Regions from separate parts of the Mus musculus genome. Here region 1 is linked to region 2. The links are chromatin loops, found by intact Hi-C in ENCODE. Cell type or tissue: heart. All regions are shown on one strand. Links, peaks and the distances in the headings refer to the core of each region. The heading gives the core; the rest is flanking DNA.

Evidence for each region. Hi-C counts contacts between places; a loop is a spot of excess contacts. Peaks named below come from ENCODE experiments on the same cell type or tissue, not always from the same donor. Only the 100,000 strongest peaks of a DNase experiment are listed, where the experiment ranks them.
Region 1: it touches region 2 in a loop (1.9-fold over the local background); 1 of 42 quality-filtered maps calls a loop at or near these places.

Annotation. Positions count from the first base shown.
Region 1 is chr4:32,406,947-32,412,324 of GRCm38, forward strand. It overlaps a transcript of Bach2 not described here. Among named protein-coding and RNA genes, the nearest start is that of Bach2, 7.8 kb to the right of the region's middle. In heart, for the core only: a CTCF peak has its summit at 2,326; a DNase peak (open chromatin) is centred at 2,345.
Region 2 is chr4:32,535,654-32,541,031 of GRCm38, forward strand. The region is part of intron 2 of Bach2 (BTB and CNC homology, basic leucine zipper transcription factor 2); the gene reads left to right. Among named protein-coding and RNA genes, the nearest start is that of Bach2os, 33 kb to the right of the region's middle. In heart, for the core only: CTCF peaks have their summits at 1,592 and 2,611 (motif pointing left); a DNase peak (open chromatin) is centred at 2,618; H3K27ac peaks cover 2,431 bases.

The DNA of each region.
Region 1 (5,378 bases), core at 185-5,184, 130 kb before region 2:
GGACACACTAAGATAATAATACTACCCAAACTGTACATATTCAAAGCAGCCACCATCAAAAGCCCAGTTGGCTCTTTCTGCAGGAATTGCCAGTCTGCTTTTAGAATTCATATGGAGAAGCAAGGGGCCCAGAATAGCTCTATCTTAAAGAACAAAGTTGGAGGACTCACACTTCCTTATTTTAGGTCACACTGCAGAGCCACTTCAACAGACAGCATAGTACTCCACCTCACACCACACACAACGATTAACTCAGTACAGTGGAATTCAGCATCTCGAGAACTCCTACAAGAAAGCAGCCTATCTGGGTAGGGTGTGTAGCTAGAGAAAGGGTGCGCTCAAGATAGAGACCAGCTACACAGCAAGTTCCAGGTCGGTGTGGGCATGAAACACTGTCTCCAAAGCCACAGGAGACAAAGGGGGGGGGAACAACAGGTAAGGGTGACCATGTAAAAATTAAAAACTTCTGTGCTTTTAAAGAAGACCATTAAGAAAGTAAAAAAGACAAACCTTATTCATGAGATAAAATATGTGCAACTTGCATATCTAACAAAGGTTTAGTATCTAGGCTATATAAGTAATTTTTGTAATTCAACACTCTTAAAGCAAATAACTCAATAACAAGCAAAGAATTAAAACATTTTCCAGAAAATATGTACATGAAACGACACTCGACATCATTAAACATTAGAAAATATAGATTACAGTCATAATGAGATGTCACCTTACCCCCAGTGAGATGAACGTCCGAAAGACTACCACAATGCCTGTGGGGGTGTGGAGACCCTACTGATGGATTGTAAAAGAGTACTATCATGGGAAGCGTTTTGAGCAGTTGTTCAAAATGTTAAAGAATCAGTGTATATCCCAGTACACTAACCAAGGTTCTCCAGAGAAATAGAAGGGTGTGTGTGTGTGTGTGTGTGTGTGTAAGAAAGACTCGAGAATAAACGAGAATAAATGTGTTTTGAGGAACTGGTTCACATGTTTATTGTGGAGGGCAATATTATCACTTGGACAGGATCTAGGATCATTTGTGAGACAAGTCTATGGGTCTACCTGTGGGGATTGTATAGATTAGGTTAGCTTCTGGCCAGGCATGTGAAGGATTATCTTGATAGGTTTAATTGAGGTGGGAAGACTCACCCCAAGTATGGGCGGACACATTCCCTGGGCTTGGTGTCCTGGACTGCATAAAGGGACAGAGGGGGGGTGGCGGGGGGGCGGGGGGGGGGAGTAATCTGCACACCAACAGTCACCATTCTGTTTCCCCACTTCAAATGCAGTATGGCCAGCTCAAACCTACCATGACAGACTGGATCCTTGAACTGTGAACCAAAATGAACCCTTTGAGCCTTAGGTTGCTTAAGGGCTCCATGTGTGTGTGTGTTAATTTTTTTCCAAGGAAGGAGTCATCAGGTTGTAAAAGGACCTTTGATAGGAGAAATGTTAAAACATTATTTAGAGTGCCAGGCTAATTTTCTGGCCGTGTGATACATTGCACTAAGTGGTAGGAAGATTTTATCACAGCAACAGGAAAAGTGTTGAGAAAATTAAGACAATATGGAAGCTAACAAGTCTAAACTCTGTTTAGACTCTAAAGGCAGACAGTCTGCTCTCCCTCAGAAAGGCCTTCAGCCGATTGAATGAATCCCGCTTGTATTCTAGACAGTAATTTGCTTTACTTAAAGACTACATTAGTAAATGCTAAGCCCATCTTGCTTCAAGAGCAGAAACCCTAGTGTGGACTGAATAAAGATTGCCTCACTCAGTGGTCAGAGTGAGCAGATGGCATACTCCCAAGAAGCAACATAGGAAAGACTAAATGATTTTTTTTCTTTTTAAGAGCAGAAAATGTAAAACTTAAATTCAGAGCCGGGCGTGGTGGCGCACGCCTTTGATCCCAGCACTCGGGAGGCAGAGACAAGTGGATTTCTGAGTTCGAGGCCTGGTCTACAAAGTGAGTTCCAGGACAGCCAGGACTATACAGAGAAACCCTGTCTCGAAAAATAAAACAAAACCAAAACAAAAGACCAAAAAACCCTTAAATTCAAAGGGGGGGAGGGTTGTTACTATTGTTTGTTTGTTTGTTGTTTGTTTTTAATTTGGTTTACGTTTTTCAGTGATGTAAGTGGTGGAAAGAATCAATGTCAGCAAAAAAACAACAACAAAACAACAGGAAGTTAAGTTGGATCTAAGATGACTGTAGCGCCTACAGAACATCAGCTAGACCAACACAGCAGAGACTGACCAGAGGAGCGGGTGTTCCCAACACTGTCAGCTAACTTGGTGCAGCCATGTTAACAATAGGATTGACCAGAAGCCAGGTGGCGATGTCCCTAAAGCCAAACCAGTGCTGAGGCAAACAGCACCAGAGGAAATCACCCCGAGATGCCCGGGGCCTTAGTGCCAGTGCTGGGGCCTGGGAACAACATGAACTCTAGTTCTTCTACAGATTTTAATCTGGAGTTCACAGATGCATAGAGGACCCCTAATAGACTTGAAAAGGTCCTTGAACCTTTGATTACCACATGGAGCAGTTTTGTGTGTGTTAATTTTTTTCCAAGGAAGGAGTCATCAGGTTGTAAAAGGACCTTTGATAGGAGAAATGTTAAAACATTATTTAGAGTGCCAGGCTAATTTTCTGGCCGTGTGATACATTGCACTAAGTGGTCTGGCACTCCCAAGTCTTGGACTAAAAATGAATTCTTAGTGCATGATCTCACTGCCTGCAGGGCAGTTTGATTCTGCCCTGGCATTTGATGGGACTTGTTAGAGGATTCGGAAAGGCAGGATGTTGGTACGTTTGAGGCCATTAAACCAAGAAGGAAGAAAAATATATTGTGGAGTTGAATTAAATGCTGAATGGCTAAGGACATTTTTTATGGTCTTTGTCAACACTCGGAAGGAAACCCTGCTTAGAAACAAGTGAGTGACAAACCAGCTCCGTCTAGATGCAGCATGTTGGGTAAACAAGTCGTCTTTCCAAGAAACGCCGCTTCAGTCATGCTTTGATAGTGGAGACCGGGAGGGCTGGGATGCTTGTGTCTGTGATTATAACTAGTATATGACCTAGAAAAGCATCCAAAGGTCCTTTTCCATATGGAGACCAGAGTTCCTACAGCTCTGGTGTCAAATGTGGAAAACAAATGAAGGGTGTGTCCTGGAGGCCCTGATCTATAGGAGAGATTCTATATAAAATGAGGCACAGCCCTCAAAGTGCCTCTCTCTCCAGGCCCTTGCTTTAAGTCTTATTTTTGGTCTTGATCATTAATTCCCATTACAGTAGATGGACAGTGGTGATGGTTGCTCAACCAGAAATGTACTTAATGACCACTAAACTGTTTATCTAAAATGATGAAAATGGCCAATTATAAACTCTGGATACTTTATTATGACAAAAACATAGGATAATACAGAGTGGCGACGGTCCACTTATCTTATGTGAGAAGATTTCTGTGCAGGAGAACTAAGCGTTCAGAATCTTGTCAGTGGCCAGTCTCACCCAGAGAGATCCTGAGGGCCCTGCCAGCCAGGGAAGAAGAGAAAAAGGACAGGCCAATTTCTGTGTCAGTAGGAATAATGAGCCAGGTGAGAAATCACAGATGATAAATAAAGTAGAGACGAGGATGGGTAGATTGATGTGAGATGTAAGGTGAAGATAGAACTGACAGCCTGTACTGAGGGCCTAGCCAGCAGTGAGGAGCAAAGATGGTTCGTGGTTTTTTCTGCTGGAGCAGTTGGGTCCACGGTAGCATCTTCTGTTGACATGCTGCCTCATGCCTCTCTTACCTGCCGCTCGCCTCACTTGTCTTTAAGGGCTCTCGGCATGACTTCCTGTAGCCTTTCCTTGCTTTAGCTGCCATCCTTGTGTGGCCCCACAGGGTCAGCTCAGAAACTTGTGAGTGTGGGATCCGGATGCTCAACTGTGTTGCCTGGATGGCACGAAGCAAGCCAGTCTGCAGATGAGACTGAGAGGCTGTGTGGCTCTCAAGAAAGGGTCAGAACTGTGCAGGATCTCTGTTGGCTTCTAGAAGAAAGATAGCAGAGGTCTTAGAAGACTGCAAATCTTAGGAGGAGGCAGAAAGATCTCTACAACTTGACCAAGTACTGAAGCTAGGAGGAAGAGTTAAGGCATTGTTGATGACCATCCAAGATCCAAGAAGAAACATTCTTCATGAAGTTGACAGAAGCCCCTAAGAGGTATGCCTGCTTGCAGCCCACAGTGAACTTGATGTCTGGCTGTGTGATATAGTATCCTTGAAGTCACGTGGGCACTAATACCCCGATGCCATTTGAGAACCGACTCTGCGGATGTTTTCTGGGTGGGCGTTGCCAGGGCTGATGATCCTCTCTAGAGGCTGGATTTCAGGATGAGATTGCTATTATGGGTTTTCCCTGTGATACTCAGCAACCATGGACCATATGCTTACAGTTACTCCTCGAGGGAACTCTGACAAGATGATGATACTGCTTTTTCAAAAGAAACTACAACAGAAGGGGAAGTGGGGGGACACACCTCTAAGTTGTAATGTGCTTCACAACGCATGAGCACTAACAAACTAAGCAGTCGGCTTGTGTACAAACTGCCATGGCATCTGCTGCTTTGCCACCTTGCTTTGCTGTTTTACTGAGTACACAGAAAAAGTGAACACCATTTTTTTGAGGAGGGGAACGTACTCTCTGACTGGTAGTGAATATCAGTGTTGTGTAGGAAAGAGGTGGCTGCTTCCTTGGGTGAGCCTGGGTAGTCCCTTTGTCCAGCGGTGTGCCCTTAGGTAAGGCACTTTGAGTGTCCGAGCCAAGGTTCTTTTATCCTCCAAGTGGGCTAATAACACTGAAAATCCCTAGCTCAGTCCCTAATAGAAGTTTTCAGTAAAGGAAAATCACGGTAGTAATACAGACGCTGTACCCACAGACTGGTGTCTGTTAGTTACAGAGTCAATGAAAGTCTAGGAATTAGTTCAGATTAGCTAGTTTTCACTCATTTGTTTTTGGTTACTTCTCCTTTTCTTATAACTCTTTTTTCCAAATCGCTTGGTGACAAATAGTTCAGGTTGCAACCTCTTTTAGGATAGGATAGATAACATCTGAATTTTGCTATATCTGGGAACATAAACACCGTCCTTGGTTGTTAGACAGAGTGAATTCAGGCTCAGGAAGAGAAGGACCGATGGTCTGAGCACTGTATCCCAGAAACTGCATTCCAGCTACAGTTCCACAGACAGAACAACTAGGTCCCTGCACCTGAAACATGTAAATGGCATCTCCCTAGGGTATGTGCCTGTTCGTGTGCACCTGTGTGTGTGCTGGTGGTTGTCTGTGTTGTATGTGTCTCTCTCTGTCTCTGTGTGTGTGTTCAATCTTAATTCACTTTC
Region 2 (5,378 bases), core at 85-5,084:
CAAATAAGAAAACTGAGGCGGAAAAGTTTCATTAAATTGCTACAATGTCAGCTTCTCAACCGAGGACATGGGATAGCATCTCAGACAGCCCGGCTCCATGGCCCAGGTTCTGAATCCTCACATCAGAGATGGAAACAGTTAACACTCAATAAGCAAATAAGATCGTCTGTGCTTTAACAGCTGGGGAGATGAAGTCCAGGGTCTCCTGCCTGGCCGCTGTACACCCTTGGGGAACGGCATCCCCTGTAGCTCATGGTCCCCAGGAACCACACAGAAGGCATCGTGAACCTAAACTAGGAATGTAGTTTTATATAAGGAATGATGTGAGAAAAAAAATAAAAGAAGTTGAAGAGCAGTTTACAATGGTAAGAGAAAACACCTGAAATTGGAATAAATCATCTCCACGTTTCTTTCATTTCACCCACAAATGCCTCTCTTCAATTCAGGTCACTTACTGGAGACCTTGCTTTTTTGGGTAACTAAACTTAGACAAACCTACTTCTGTCAGGGTCCCCCAAAAGACACCTGACACCTCAGGAATGTGACAGTAATCATTGTGTTATGCAGGGCCACACACACCCCAGAGCTGCCTGTGTCCTTGGTCCCTAAAGCCAATGCAGGTGGCACCCTACATGGCTAGGGGTCTGCTATGACAAGAGCATCCTGAGATGGGAGACCACCCTGGCTGACCTACTGGATTCAGTACACCTCCCTTGGAGAGGGAGGCATGAGACAGAAAGCCCAGTGTGGAGGTCAAATTCTACACAGCGGCTGGTGGAAAACGCTTCCGGGGCACAGACTGCCCCAGGAGAGCTGCCTCTCCCCTGCCTTCTTCTCAACCCTGGCGATGGCTGCCTTCAACATATCATCTCACTGTGCTAGTTCGCCTAAATTCTGCTCATCTGTATAATGTTTTCGTTTAAGAACGGGTTCATGACACATGGCTTTAATCTTATCACCTGGGCGGCAGAAGCAAGTGGGTCTCCCTGAGTCTGAGGTCAGCCTGGTTTACCCAGCATCCCACAGCAGCGGAGCTAAACAGTAAGACCCTGTCTCAGGAGTTTTGAGAGAGGGAAGAGGGGGATCCTCGAGTTCCATGGGAGCTTTTGCTTCATTTGTTTGTGCGGCTCCTGTGTCCGACAGTCCCTGGAGCACAGAATGAGTGACTGACCTTAACGGCTGGTCCTTCAAGAAATCTGTAGGCTACAGGACTGCACCCTGTCTTCCATCACCTGCCTGCCTTGGCTGTTTGAGAATCTCTGTATATTTCCTGTTGTAGCCACTACATGGTAAAAATAGCCCACATGGTTTCCAGCTGGAACTCATTTCCGTAAGTGCTGTGTCCAGGTTGTGACTCTGGTTAACTAGGAGCAGTGGGGAGTTGCGTTAGCCATCCAAGGTCTTGAACTGGCTGGTAGGTTGTTCTTACGACTGCCAACTCTTCCTCCTCCTGGCCTCCCTGTGTTCTTCCAGTGCTGCCTGTGTTCCAACCACAGTGGGAGCTCTCCTGGACTTCCGTAACTGGTTTGTCCCTGCCTAGGCTGGTCCCCAAATGCAGTCAGTGTGATCTCCCTAATGCTCGCCTGCATGGCACACTGCAGTGCCTCCCCATGGCCTGCCAACCTCTTTTGTGGTTGAGAATGGCCTTTCCAGTCTTGGGTCTGCTCCCTCCTCTCCAGCGTCATAGTTCCTCCTCCCCTGCTGCCGGAGTCCTGCCCCACAAGCCCTGTGCCCTAGTCTCTCCTGTGCCATTGCACATTGCTTTCTGCCAGCTCCAGCAGCCTATGAACCACTCCCTCGGGGTTAGATACCCTTCCACCAGCAGCTTTCTATTCTTACTACATCCTACCTGTTATTAGCTTGTAAGATCTGCTGACTTGTCCTGTCTCGTTAGTCCAGATCCTCACTAGCGAGGTACTCTTTCTTCATTTTTTTGGTGTGTGTGTGTGTGTGTGTGTGTGTGTGTGTGTGTGTGTGTGCGCGCGCACGCACATGTGCGCATATCTCCCTCTCTCCCGGCCCCTACACACACACACACACACACACACACACACACACACACTGCCCCGCCCCACCCCACCCCTACAATGGAACCACAGAAGATGGCTGGAATGAATTTGTTAAAGGAAGTGATTTGTACTCTACTTTGTAAAGTTATTTGTCACCCACATTGTCCCTGTAGGGGACACATAGCCTTTCCTGGGTGAGTGACACCTCAGCCTATGAACCTAATCCATACATATCTTCCTTTGGCACTTTCGCTCCAGAATCACTGTACCTTGTGGTGACAATGAGCCAGGAGAACTACAGAGTGTCTGTCTGTCTTAAGGGGTTACTTGTTGGTCAAGTTGGCAACTCATAAAATCCTCTTCCAGTACAATCCAGTCACCATTAAAAACCAGCCTCCAGTAACCAGCTAAGAAAAAATATCCTCTAGGTGATGGACAAACAACAGGCTCAGAGTCCCTTCCCCACCCCCAGGAAAGCACAGTTTGAATTTTACATGTTTGTTTGAGGCAGTTTGCCTCTCCAACCTCACCCTCTGACTTTTCCTTGTGACCCAGATATAGGAATATCTTGTGTTCTCTTGCTCCCTCTCCTGGCCTGGCCTGCCTTTAGCAAGAAGAGCACGCTCTTAGAATTGGCACCGACTGGGTGGTGGGGGTCTGAGCAGCTGAACAAAGCCACCAGCCAGCTCAGCACGGTTTATTAGAAGATCCACGGGAAACCAGCAACAAAGTCTTTTCTTCATATTTGCAGTGCAGCCTGACTGAGTGAGGAGGGGCGGTGCTGGCACTGGGAAGACATGAGCCTGGCATCCTTTCTAAGGGATGAAATGCTTCCCAGAAAAAAAAAAAGGGGGGGGGGGAGGCATTGCCCAAAAAAGCACTAGATAACTACCCTTTTTACAATGTCTCCCTGAGGACATAGAGAACCATGTATGCTGGTTACTCATTATCCAGTCTAGTGCAGTAATAACCCCTCTGATAGTCTACTCCTAACATGCACCAGACAAAGTCCTGTAACAGCTGGCCTATGTCATGGTGAGGAGCAGGACTATGCACCTTTCCCACCCAAAGATGGAATGTGAATGCTCTTCAGAGCCTGGCCACGTTGTGCATCCTTTCAGGCACACGGGCCTGAGACAGGACACAGGGCTTTCCCTGGTGATGGAGGGACAGCATTATAGCCCGCACTCTTCATGAGGAGAGCCAGGACATCACTGGTCTTCCGAAGGCTGACCCTGCTCCCTTTTTTATTGATCACATGGCTTCTTCTTAGGCGCTTCATAATCCTGCCAGTTCACCGTGTGTTGCTTTCCAAAATATCTTGCCTGCTAACCATACCGTCTTTCCTACTTTCCTTTCCTTTCTCATGCTGACCTAGGATGGCTTGACCAAATCTAAAGTTTTCCAACTTAGCAGACTGAGAACAGGACAGTTCAGTTTACAGAGTTCACTCTCCGCGCCTTCACTTTCCCACGAGCTCGCAGGCTGCTGCCCTCTGAGCTGCAGCTCTGGCAGAGTGTGTCCTATCTCAGCACCCATCTGCTCTGCTCTGTGGTGTCGTGCGCAGTGCCTGGCTTTCCCAAGGTGCCAAGCCCTTTGTGTTCTGTTGCCTCTTTCGAGACAGAAGGAAGACACTCATTCCGGGTGTTTATGGAAGGTCTTTTCCTAGAAAGCCACGAGGTTGTTCTTGTGTCTTTACTGAGGTCAGGGTCCCTGTGTGCGCAGAGCGGTGACTGATTTGTGTTAGTTCTGTGCCCTCTCATTACGCAGCCTGCTTCTGTTTCAGCTTAATATGTTAGAGAACACACTCACGCTCTTCCTCTCATCTATTGTCCCAGGAACTTTAACAATGGTGTGGGCGAACATTGAGACACCTGTTTCATGTGCCGTTTGCACAGTCTAAGTTCCTCCACGATAGAATTTTTTTTTTTTGCTTTCAAGTTTACGTTATGACCCAGAATAATGAATGTTCAAGTAATATTTTGTGCTGGTTAATTAGTAACATCTTATTTATAAAAGTTACCTAATTTATTCAGAATTCATGCAGAAAAAATACAAAGTGAGCATTTCTTTATGATCTAGTGGTTTCAGTCCAGTAGAGTAGTATTTGATTTGATAGGAAAATGTGACCTTTTGCTGATGTTATCGTCCTCTGAAATTTACAGAATCGTCTTCACCGTGCATATGTTTAGTAAACTTCTAGTATAGTCCATGCAGGAGGCACATCAAAACTTTAAGTTGAAGAACTCATTATCTAGAGAGAGATTGTGGAATATTCACATGATATGAAAGAACACTGGAAAACAGCTCTTACATGGTGGTCTGCTAGTAGTGTCTGTTGCCCAGGTCAAAAAAGGAAGGCACCAATTGAATTGGCACCTCCTTTATAGAGATTTCTCCTGGCTCCTTCATTCTCTGCCAATGGACACCCCACTCTGTCCTCCACAGTTTCCATAGGTACCATTGTCGTAGGGCTGTTGGAGAGGTCAGGTCCAAGTGCACCTAAGTACTTAGTACAGCGTCAGTAAATGCTAGAAGTCAAAAGCAAGGCTGAGCATGATTAGAGAAGACAACTAGAAGTACCAAAATGATGAGATTGAGGGAATTTTGGAAGTCATACAAGGAAGGCAGAAAGAAGAGAGTCCCTTCTCAAACAGACTGTGTCAGGAACGTTCACTCAGAGATTCTCCAACCTTCCCCTGACACTCCAGAGAGATCATGGAAGTATGGGGAGAGAGGAGACAGATAAGGCATTAGCAGGAAGGAGCATACATGGGCAAGGACCTGGCCGTGACTTCTGATTTGGCTTACATTTTCCCTACAATGGTGATGCAACCTAGAAATTGTTAAGCCCTGGTCTTCCATACTGATTACAGAATAAAATAATAATACTGTCCGGACACTTTCTAGCTTAGCTGAGGTTTTCAGAGCTGTGCCACACTGAAAGGTGGCTGCTTTTAAAATGTGTTGAGTGAGTTCTGTGGTTCCTGCCATCCAGAAACCAGATGCTTACTACAGAAGAGTGCATCCTGGCCAGCGTGGTTTTCACTGTGGTCCGATTTTCTCCTTCAGTAACTACAGTTCCATCAAAATACTGGAACACTCCTGAGTACGGTGGGAACCTCAACCTGCATCTTTAACAACATGTTCAGAAATGGTTTGAATCACCCAAAATGAGACCACCTGGTGTTCTTGAGGTTTGGCATTTCAAAAAAAAAAAAAAAAAGTTCATTTTCAGGATATTTGGATATCCTTATTTAAAGTTGTTTTTTTTTAAGGTATTTTCCCAGTTGGGAGTTATGAGTAAAGAGCTCTTGCATAATAATTCCCAGTATGTCCAAAATAGATGGCCCCAGAGCAACCTCCCAG